Linked DNA regions of Homo sapiens: region 1 is linked to region 2. Evidence: chromatin contacts called from ENCODE Hi-C or POLR2A ChIA-PET data. All regions are on one chromosome and are shown on one strand. Each heading gives the region's core, a stretch centred on a gene start or an enhancer-like site at or near the end of the contact. The rest is flanking DNA. Distances are from core to core; before and after follow the strand shown. Region 1 has its middle 160 kb from the start of LINC02552. Region 2 holds the start of CASP4 (caspase 4).

Region 1 (5,177 bases), core at 1,680-4,179, 520 kb after region 2:
AGTCTCAATTTTTATTATGAAACTAGGAAAATAATAGTATTTATTTCATCGTGATTTCATAAAAGTTTTTAAAAGACACCTAAAGTCACATGACTCAAGAATGCTATAGATTAAAACTGAAGATCAGAATAAATGTACCTGCTATAATTTGTATGTTTGTTCCCGCCAACTCTTATGTTGAAATTTGATCCCTTATTTTGCAGGTGGAGCTTAACAGGAGATGGGTGGGTCATGGGGATGGATACCTCAAGAATAGATTAGTGCCCTTCCTGGAGGAAAGAGGCCTGGGGTGGGGGAGGGAGGGATGGCTGCAAGTGAGTTCTCACTCTACTGTTACCATGAGAGCTGGTTGTTAAAAAGAGCCTGGCACTTCCCCTCTCACTCTCTCTGCTTCCTTTTTCAATGTGTGATTTCTGAGCACCCTGAGTCTCTTTCACCTTCTGCTATGAGAGGAAACAGCCTGAGGCTTTCACCAGATGCCCAGCCTTCCAACCAGCAGAACTATGACCCAAATAAACCTCTTTTTATTAATTACCCAGCCTCAGGTATTCCTATACAGCAACACTAAATGGACTAAGATGGTACCCCTTAATCTGCATCACACTTCTTGGCCAATAGCTCATGACAAGGAAAAGAAAAATATGATCATAATAGAAGCTGGGGGGATATTAAAAATAAATCAAATGAATGGAATGATGGGTTTTATATGTTGACTAGAATATGGGAGGACAATGATGAGCCACGTTGAGAAGTGATACGATATCATTAAATCCACCAGAAGACAATCATTCTGGAGGCCATTTTCTGTCTCCTGTTTCACTACTAACAATGGTTCTGAGAAAGGAAGTGATCATAACCTGAACAAAGATAGAGTTCTCATGAGTCCTTTTTCTATTAGTTTTAATAGCACCATGTTGTCATAGCCACACTGACCCATCTCTACTAAAAACTGCATTCCCAATCAAAATGATTCTTCTGGTAGAAACAGCAAGTTCTGCCAGTGTGAACACAAAAGAATGAAGGTGATTCAGGAAATGAGAACTCGGCATTTATTAAAAAACGTTATCTATATAGTTCTAGATCATCAAGATATAATTGTTAGCTTTATCAATAATAAAAGGGAAATGGGTGTACTGAAAGTTTTTAAAGACTGAGTTACTTTGGGTTCAGTGTAAGTTTATCCTAATACCTGAGTATTAAGAGCTTTTTAATATAAATTCATAGAGTAATATTGAGTGAACAGTTCAAACTTTGATTTAATATTAAGTTTCCCAGAATACTAAATCTTGAAAACATAATCATTTCAAAAACAATAGATTATTATTAAAATCCCCAGGGTTAAAGATAAAACTTATACTGTGAAGACAAAAGTAAAAGTATTGAACTAAATATGAAGTTAAACAAGGGAACTAGCAATTGACATTTAGTAGAAAAGGATGAAACAGAGAGGGTTTTGTGTGTTTATGTTTAAAGATTATAACCATAAAGTGTATGGTATAAAGGTAAGTAAAGGAGCTAGACACTCCCGTGCTGTGATTTATGAGGCCCTAGAAAAACTATTCTGTTTTTTAAAATATGTTTTTTCTATCTCAACTATCTAGAATTTTATAAAACCAGAAAATTCCCCATCACTGGTATTTTTCTTTTTTCTTTTGTGATGTGTTAATCCTTTTTTCAATACAAAGTTCAACTTATAAGAAGCTCTGAGCTCTTTACATATACAAGAAATGAATTTAATCTCTCACTTTCCCTCCAACAACTAGTTGATAAGGAAAGTAATCCAGGAAGGAGGGAAATAAGGAATTTGGGTACAAATAGCATCAGGTGTGTTAGAATAATTTTAAGCAGGAGAAGGACTGCTAAAAATCACTAAATCCCTGGATTTGGAATGCTAGGCGTAGAAGACTGGGAAAAAAAAAAAAACAAGACCAGACAAAGGAGAGAAAACATTAACAGCCTCAATACCTGTGTCTCCATTTCACCCTCACTGTGGTCATAGTCAGCCTATCATACATGAACTTTTTCATTCTTTTGGAGGAATATAGCAAAGAAGGATATAGTGGAGCTACAGCAGCTTTTATGTCAATGGCCAAAGGTAATGTTGAATATGAATTTAATCTACAAAGGCAGTTACATAACTGGAGTAAAATGTGAGCCACATTCCTTTCTTCTATAGTTCACCAGCAAACACAAGTTTGGAAGCTGGTGGTTCTTCTGGACATACAAGTCTTCACACACCACTTTCTGGGACATGAGTAATGCTTCAATTTCATTGTTTCCATGGGGACAGAAAATCTCAATGTGGTACTAAGCACCAGAGGTAGAGAATCAGTGCCTTTAAGAAAAGGAAAGGTGAGATCCTGAGCCCCAAAGGACACAGGGTTATAAATAAGCTTTTATATTCTGGAACAAACCCATTTTTTCCCAAGACTATACCCCAGGATCAAGAGAGTTAAAATCCACTCATTATTTACCAATTTTACAAATGAGGAAACAAAGTATAGAAAACTGATGTGACTCAGCTGGGTGTGGTGGCTCATGCCTGTAATCTCTGCACTTTGGGAGGCCTAGGCAGGTGAATCACCTGAGGTCAGGAGCTCAAGACCACCCTGGCCAACATGGTGAAACCCCATCTCTACTAAAAATACAAAAATTACCTGGGCGTGGTGGCATATGCCTGTACTCCCAGCTACTCAGGAGGCTGAGGAAGGAGAATCGCTTGAATCCAGGAGGCAGAGGTTGCAGTGAGCTGAGATCACGCCACTGTACTCCAGCCTAAGCAACAGAGTGAGACTCTGCTAAAAAAAAAAAAAAAAAAAAAAAAAAAAGAATAAAACTGATGTGACTCACTTGGAGGTAAAATAACTAGAAGATAGCAGAGGCAGGATTTGACATCATCTCTCAGTCCAGTGCTCACTAGCCAGCTGAAATTTCCCAAGAGGATTTTGGAAAACAGCCAGAATAAATATTCCTCCAGAACATATCTGTAGAGGTGATTTCTATATAATATCATATGAAGGGAGATTATTCTTATTTTGATACATTTCAAGAATTTAACTCAGCCATTCACATTCTTGAACTATAAAATACTTACCCGTCTGCAGATAACAAGAGTAGTTTGTCAGTGTCTGTAACCAGGCATGGAAGCCAGGGAGACAACATCCAACAACAAAAAGATGGGGAGTAAAATCACAGGAAAGCTAAAAATATAGAATCCCAGAGTGAACAGAATGCAAAGTTCATTTTATCTTGAGAAAACACATTTTTATGGAAAGGGTTAAGGATGTTGAGTCCAGAGACAAATTTTTACGCCAAGATTCACAAACCAATGTAAAAGACACCTGCCTTAAACTCATTTTTTAATGAAGACTTTTCTTTTCATAACATGCTGATAGTAACAGACTAAATTTGTCTCCAGATATGCCCTTGAGAAAGATGGAAGGGAGGCTAACCTGCCAAGTGGGTCTGTCAATTCAACAGCACTTGTCTTCACTTCCAAGGGGCGGAACTAGAGGCAAACCTGTCAGTAGCCAGCAGCCACACTCCAGGAAAGCCAAGTACAAACACCAGAAGGCCAGGAACAGAATGAGAGCCCGATTCCCAGTGCCTTGCCAAGGATCATAGTCAGATAGACTGGGCAGAGGAAAGGTAGAATGGGACACATTTGGGAAGGGTACAAGGATATTATTACCTAAAGGAAATTACCTAGTAGCTTCCATAACTTTCTTCTTCCGTTGGTGGGTGAATTCTCTGTGGTTAAGAAAGCTGGAGTCACTGTAAAGTTCATATACATATATGTTTTCAAACTGTTTTTCTGTCCCAGGGGCTAAAGCTTAACAGTTAAGAACATAAACTTTATGATTAGACCAAATTTTAATTTTCCTCTGAATCTTACTCAAGAATTACTATTTGACTTACTGAGTTTCAGTTTCTCTATTGATAAAACAAAATAATAGCATTTAGCCATCTATTCTACTGTAAGACTTAACTGAGAAAATAATATAATACCCCAAGCATAATTCCTGACATATAATAAACACAGAATATTCTGCTCTTGGCCCTCTGGTGTTTGTACTTGGCCTTCCAAGGGGGCAGACCTCCTGGAAATCAACATAGTGCTGGTGAATTGACAGGCCTGCCTGCCAGGTTAGCCTGCCCTCCATCTCTCTAAAGGGCATACATGAAGACAAATTTAGTCTGTTATTATCAATACCATATTATAAAGAGAAAAGTCTTCATAAAAAGAGGCTAAGTCAGGTCTCTTTTACATTGGTTACATCTGAACACAGACTATACAAAGTAATTGTATTTTATCGTCTCACAATTTATCAAGATGGATATCAATATTAGCTGATAAATTGCAATTAAACACAACCAAGTTGTTCATGATTATTAGGCTATCAACATAGGATTTGAAAAGAACAGGACAAAAGGTTAATGAGTGATTGGTAAGCAGGTATAAAAGAGGGTCAGCACCGATATACAAGGTCAACATACCACAGCATCATTTCATTCCATTAAATTTTCTTTATGCTAAGCTTTATGTGAGAAATAATTTTCAGAAAGATGCAAATCTCTCTGTGGCACAATATTAATTAGTGATGTTAATAGCAATAGACATTTATGAAAATGGGGATAGAAATGTGTCATTTGCAAGCTTGTTCACAGATTCTCACAGAGCATTTTACTTTGAAGATCATTGTTAATTTCTGATTATTTGCCCCCAAGAGGCATCCAGTGCCAAAACACAAGATGTGAATGAAAAAATACTATTACCAATAACCAATATAAGAAAGAAATATGTCATATATCATTTTTAACCTTTTTTACCACAAAATTAATAATATATTTCTTAGTTTTGTCAAGAAAACCTTTGAACCAAATTTAATTCTAATATTCCTTAGATATTGTGGGATATAAAAGTATTAATGAGTATGTTACATATTTGAAAAAAATAACTATTAACTCTTGCATCAAATGTTTATTGGTCATCCTCTGCATGAGGCAATGTCCTAGACACTGAGCTAGAGATATGGATAAATATATTTTGAAACACATTTAAGCAATAGTACCTATAAATAGATCTTTAATGTATAAACATAGGGTACTTCTAAAATCTGTATGCAAAAGTAGGTAAAAAAGTAATTAAACTTTTACATTTAGACTAGTTAATATAT
Region 2 (4,908 bases), core at 1,417-3,916:
TGACTCACCACACACTCTTCCACAATCATTGACCTAATTTACATTCTCACCAACAGTGTCTCTTGAATACAGCACACTGATGAGTCCTGTCTTTTTGTCCAGCTTGCCATTGTGTGTCTTTTAATTGGGGAATTTGGCCCATTTATTTTAAGGTTAATATTGGTATGTGTGAATTTGATTCTGTCATCATGATGTTGCCTGGTTAATTTTGCAGACTTGTTAATGTAGTTGCTTCATAGTGTCATGGGCCTGTGTATTTTAGTGTGTTTTTATAGTGGCTGCTAACAGATTTTCCTTTCCATGACTACTGTTTCCTACAGGATGTCTTTCAAGGCAAGCCTGGTGGTGACAAAATCCCTCAGCATTTGCTTGTCTGAAAAGGATTTTATTTCTCCTTCACTTATGAAGCTTAGTTTGGCCAGACATTAAATTCTGGGTTGGAAATTATTTTCTTTATTAATGTTGAATATTGGTCTCCAGTCTTTTCTGGCTTGTAGGATTTCTGCTGAGAATTCCACTGCTAGTCTGATGGGCTTCCCTCTGTAGGTGACCTGGCCTCTCTCTCTGGCTGCCCTTAACATTTTTTCCTTTCATTTCAACCTTGGAGAATCTGACGATTATGTGTCTTGGGATTGATCTTCTTGTGGAGTATCTTACTGGGACTGTCTGAATTTCCTGAATTTGAATGTTGACCTGTCTTGCTAGGTTGGGGATGTTCTCCTGGATGATATCCTGAAGTGTGTTTTTTGACTTGGCTCCATTCTCCACATCTCTTTCAGGTACTTCAATCAGTCATAGGTTTGGTCTTTTTACATAGTCCCATAGTTCTGGAAGGTATTGTTCATTGCTTTTTATTTTTTTCTGTAATCTTTTCTACCTGCCTTATTTTAGCAAGATAGTCTTCAAGCTCTGATACTCTTTCTTCTGCCTGGTTGATTTGGCTATTGATACTTGTGTTTGAATCATGAAGCTCTCACGCTGTGTTTCTCAGCTCCATCATGTCATTTGTATTCCTCTCTAAACTGGTTATTCTAATTAACAGTTCCTGTAATCTTTTATCACGGTTCTTAGCTTCTTTGCCTTGGGTTAGAATATAATCCTTTAGCTCAGCAAAGTTTGTCATTACACACTTTCTGATACCTACTTCTGTCAGTTCATCCATCTCAGCTTCAGCCCTGTTTTGTGCCCTTGCTGGAGAAGTGTTGAAATCATTTGAGGAGAAAAGGCATTCCAGCTTTTGGAATTTTCAGCGGTTTTGCGTTGGTTTTTCGTCATCTTTGTGGATTTATCTACCTTTAATCTTTAAAGCTGTTGACCTTTGGATGGGATTTTTGTAGGGTCTTTTTTGTTGATGCTGTGTTATTGTTGTTTTATTTTTTTTTGTTTTTCTTCCAACATTCAGGCCCTTCCTCTGCAGGTCTGCTGCAGTGTGCTGAGGATCTACTCCAGACACTGTTCACCTATGTATCACCAATGGAGGCTGCAGAACAGCAAAGAGTGCTGCCTCCTCCTTCCTCCGGAAGCTTCTTCCCAGAGGATCACTGACCTGACGCCTGTTGGAACTCTCCTGTATGAGGTGTCTGGCAACCCCTGTTGAATGGTCTAACCCAGTCAGGAGGCCCAGGATCAGGAACTCACTTAAGGAAAGAGTCTGGCTATCCCTTAGCAGAGATGGTGCACTGGGCTGGGGGAATCCCCCTTGTCTGGATCGCTGATACTCTTCAGAGCCAGCAGGCAGGAAAGATTAAGTTGGCTGAACCTGAGACCGCAGCTGCCCCTCTCCGCAGGTGCTCTGTACCAGGGAAATGAGAGCTCTGTCTGTAAACTCTAGGTGGAGTTGCTGAAATTCCTGCAAGCATTTCTTGCCGGGAGAGGAGGGATGGATCCCGGTCCCACCTAAAGAAGCAGTCTGGCCATGATCTGCCACAGCGGCTGTGCTGCACTGTGAAGACTGCTGCCCAGTCCAATCTGCCCAGCCTCCCTAGCACTGGTAGGGAAAAACCGCTGACTAGAGCTGCAGTAATGGCAGTCGCCCCTCCCCTGGGGAACTCGGTCATCTCTGGCGTACTCCAGGCTGCTATGCTGGCTAGTGGGGATTCTAATCCAGCGGATCTAAGCTTGCAGGCTTCTGTGAGAATGGACCTGCTGCAAGGCCATTTTGCTCCCTGGCTTCAGCCCCCTTTCCATGGGAGTGGACGGGACTCCTGCCTCACTAGAGTTCCGGGAGCTGCTGGACTATGTAAAAACTCCTGCAGCTCAGTGCCTGCCCAAAAAGCTGGAAATATGAACTATTGGGTTAATTCTTATCAGGAAATGAAAAAGAGTTGTTAGATTAAACTTCTTCAGTCATTGTCGTTCTTTGTAATCAGAGAAAGAAAAACTGAGAGATCAGGAAGAGAAGAGACAGATGGATAGAAGAAGTTTGGGTGGCCACAGGAAACAAGAAAAGAAACAAGCTGAGGTGTCAACCCACAGGATAATATTTTGTCATTTTCATTTTTTTCCCCCAAGTCAGAAACTAAATTCCAGTAATTGGATGCCAATTTGCTGATGACAAGGCACTTCCTGATAATGAGTCTGGAATTCTGAGCAGCAGTTTCACAATCTGTAATTACACGTTTCCGCCCTTTGCAATAAGGAAATACATAGTTTACTTTCATTTTTGACTCTGAGGCTCTTTCCAACGCTGTAAAAAAGGACAGAGGCTGTTCCCTATGGCAGGTGAGTCCTTTTCTGACTAGGAGTTTGGGAGTAGGAACTTAGAAAACACTTGATTTATTGCTCTGAAATAAACACAAGAAAGGAAGTGAGCCGATAGCACACATGTTGAATTCCTTTTCTTACTGATTGTGTGTAGTTTGAATCATGGGACCTGGTGTTAGAGATATTGACGGAGGTCATATGTTTTCCAGATGTCTTTGAGCCAGAAAGAAGTTAATTCCTTTCTTTCAGCTTCTGGTAATCAAAGGGAGGGTAAAGAAAGCCAGAGGAAGTTATTTGTGTGAGACAATTCTAGAAGTTTCGAAATGCACTCTGAAATCTTTCTTTTGATTCCAAATTAATTGCCCAGATCACAAACCTTTTTCGCAGAATCAGATCTGAGAGCCTCTGAATTGTTATCTTCTTCGACATCTCTTATTGTGAATTACATTCTTGGTCTGTTTAAAGTGATTCAATTTTTTCCTCTTTCTCGTTGGTCCTGATACTGACTACTTTAATATAATATTTCATGGGTTAATATCACAGTTGTTTTGTTTTGCCGTTGTTATTGTTTTTAACTGGTATCCTTCCCTCCAGGACTTAACTCTCCAATCCATTCTGCACACAACTTTTAGGTCACCTGTCTTATACACAGAAGCTGAAAAAGCCTAAGGGATAGAGTTACTTAGGCAGCTAGTATTCCAGCAGGTCATAACGCTTCTTTGGCTTCATTCTCCTCACAGGAAAAGGAAGAAATTGGACTAGATCAGTGAATTCTAAACCTTATAACATATCGCAGCAATCTGTAGTCATATAAAAAAAGTCAGATGACTACCCCCTTCCTCACCGCGAATAGCTCAATCTTAAATACCCTGCAGGCATTTATTACCTTTGAAGATCGTCACATAATTCTTATGAAACTGACTTGACATAGGTTTGTTCTATTAGGAAAGTTGACCAGTTAGTTAACACTCTCTGCTTATCTGCTAGTGATCTATTAATGTAATTAACTTTGCTCAGGGACATACAGTGGCTCCCTATTGCCTTTTCTCTTTTTTACTATCTGAACTTTCAGACAATTTTTTCTACCTTTTGAAACATGTGTATCCAGTTTTTCCATTAATCTTTGTAAAGCATGATTTCAACTTCATAAAAAAATACTGTATTTACTTCACTCATATTACCTTGTTGTTGTTTCTTTACTCCTTTGATTCTCCCTATAGAACAATTCTCTCCGGGGTTTATGTCTAACTTCACAACATTTAACTTAAGCTCTGGAATCAAGGGATCATTAGATAAAGATAGGGTAAATTGAAAGCCACTAGTCAAAAACAAGTCGTGGTTTGATAATTATAAACAACCAAATGTAGACAGCTATTATTACCTTAAACTCTTGAGGAATTGTATCCTGTAATGTGTTTAAGCATTACATCACTTTGCCTGGAACCAAAACTGTGGTCCTGATAAGTTTTTTCCTCTAATTGATTCCTGCCATTTTTATTATCACTGCAGCTTTCATTCAGTGATTATTATAATAACAAAAAATAATCTATAGTAACCATTTCTTTAAAAAATACTTACCATATGATAGCTAATTCATGCACTCTCTCTGATTTAATATTTAACATCAATCAATACAGTTGTGCTATTATTTCCATATTGTAGTTGAAGGGGATACTTAGAGAATGCCTCCAAAATATGCTTTAGGTCAAAAGTCTGTTGAGAGGAGTGGTCTCAGGTTGGCATGACTCTCAAACTCTGCCATTAATCTAACTTTCTGCAAACATCTTCAAATACTTGCCCTGTCTCTGATCACTGCCACTTCAGTCCTGGCCTCACATTTCTATTCCTTCTAAAGCCCAGCTCTCCCAGTTTTCTGGTTACACGAGACACCCTCAAGCCTTTGTGCTTTTTTCCTTACTGCTCTCTGCCAAAAGACCAGCTCCTAGTTTTCCAGGGGACAAATTCCTACCAGTCCTTCAGGTCTCAGTGCCAAGCCCTCCCTTCTCTGGACAGCTGTACCTGAGACACACTTTGCTTATGCTTTTCTTGAGCTTCTGCTAATTATTTACATTCTTATAATATTTTTCATTTTACTTATTTGCATATGTATTTTTCCACTTGACTGCAAACTTCAAAGTGTACAGACATGCTGCCAAAGTGGTACCCCCAATAACAGCAGAGTAAGTTTCAAGAATTTATGCTCAT

The links. A loop is a pair of places that touch in the nucleus more often than their neighbours do. ChIA-PET counts read pairs that join two places held with the same protein, here RNA polymerase II (POLR2A).
Region 1: a loop to region 2 is called in a map of PC-9, with 21 times the contacts of the local background. The contact joins the enhancer-like site here to the promoter of CASP4 in region 2. A Hi-C loop is called at or near these places in 1 of 168 maps with a recorded cell type or tissue (PC-9). POLR2A ChIA-PET finds 5 or more read pairs at or near these places in 2 of 52 experiments (HCT116 and PC-9).

What each region holds. Positions count from the first base shown.
Region 1 is chr11:104,449,748-104,454,924 of GRCh38, reverse strand. No RefSeq gene overlaps it. Among named protein-coding and RNA genes, the nearest start is that of LINC02552, 160 kb to the left of the region's middle. RefSeq lists an enhancer at 2,094-3,293. Within about 2 kb of position 2,929, at least 6 of the 41 ENCODE cell types and tissues checked have a DNase peak (open chromatin) inside an H3K27ac peak, as active enhancers do; they include HCT116 and PC-9, where a contact is called at or near this core.
Region 2 is chr11:104,966,332-104,971,239 of GRCh38, reverse strand. It overlaps CASP4 (caspase 4), which reads left to right and starts at 2,666. Exons shown (of 9, transcript NM_001225.4): 1 at 2,666-2,721. The coding sequence starts at 2,715. It overlaps LOC124902813 (a long non-coding RNA gene), which reads right to left. Exons shown (of 2, transcript XR_007062986.1): 1 at 3,080-4,908; 2 at 2,660-2,955. RefSeq lists an enhancer at 1,667-2,866.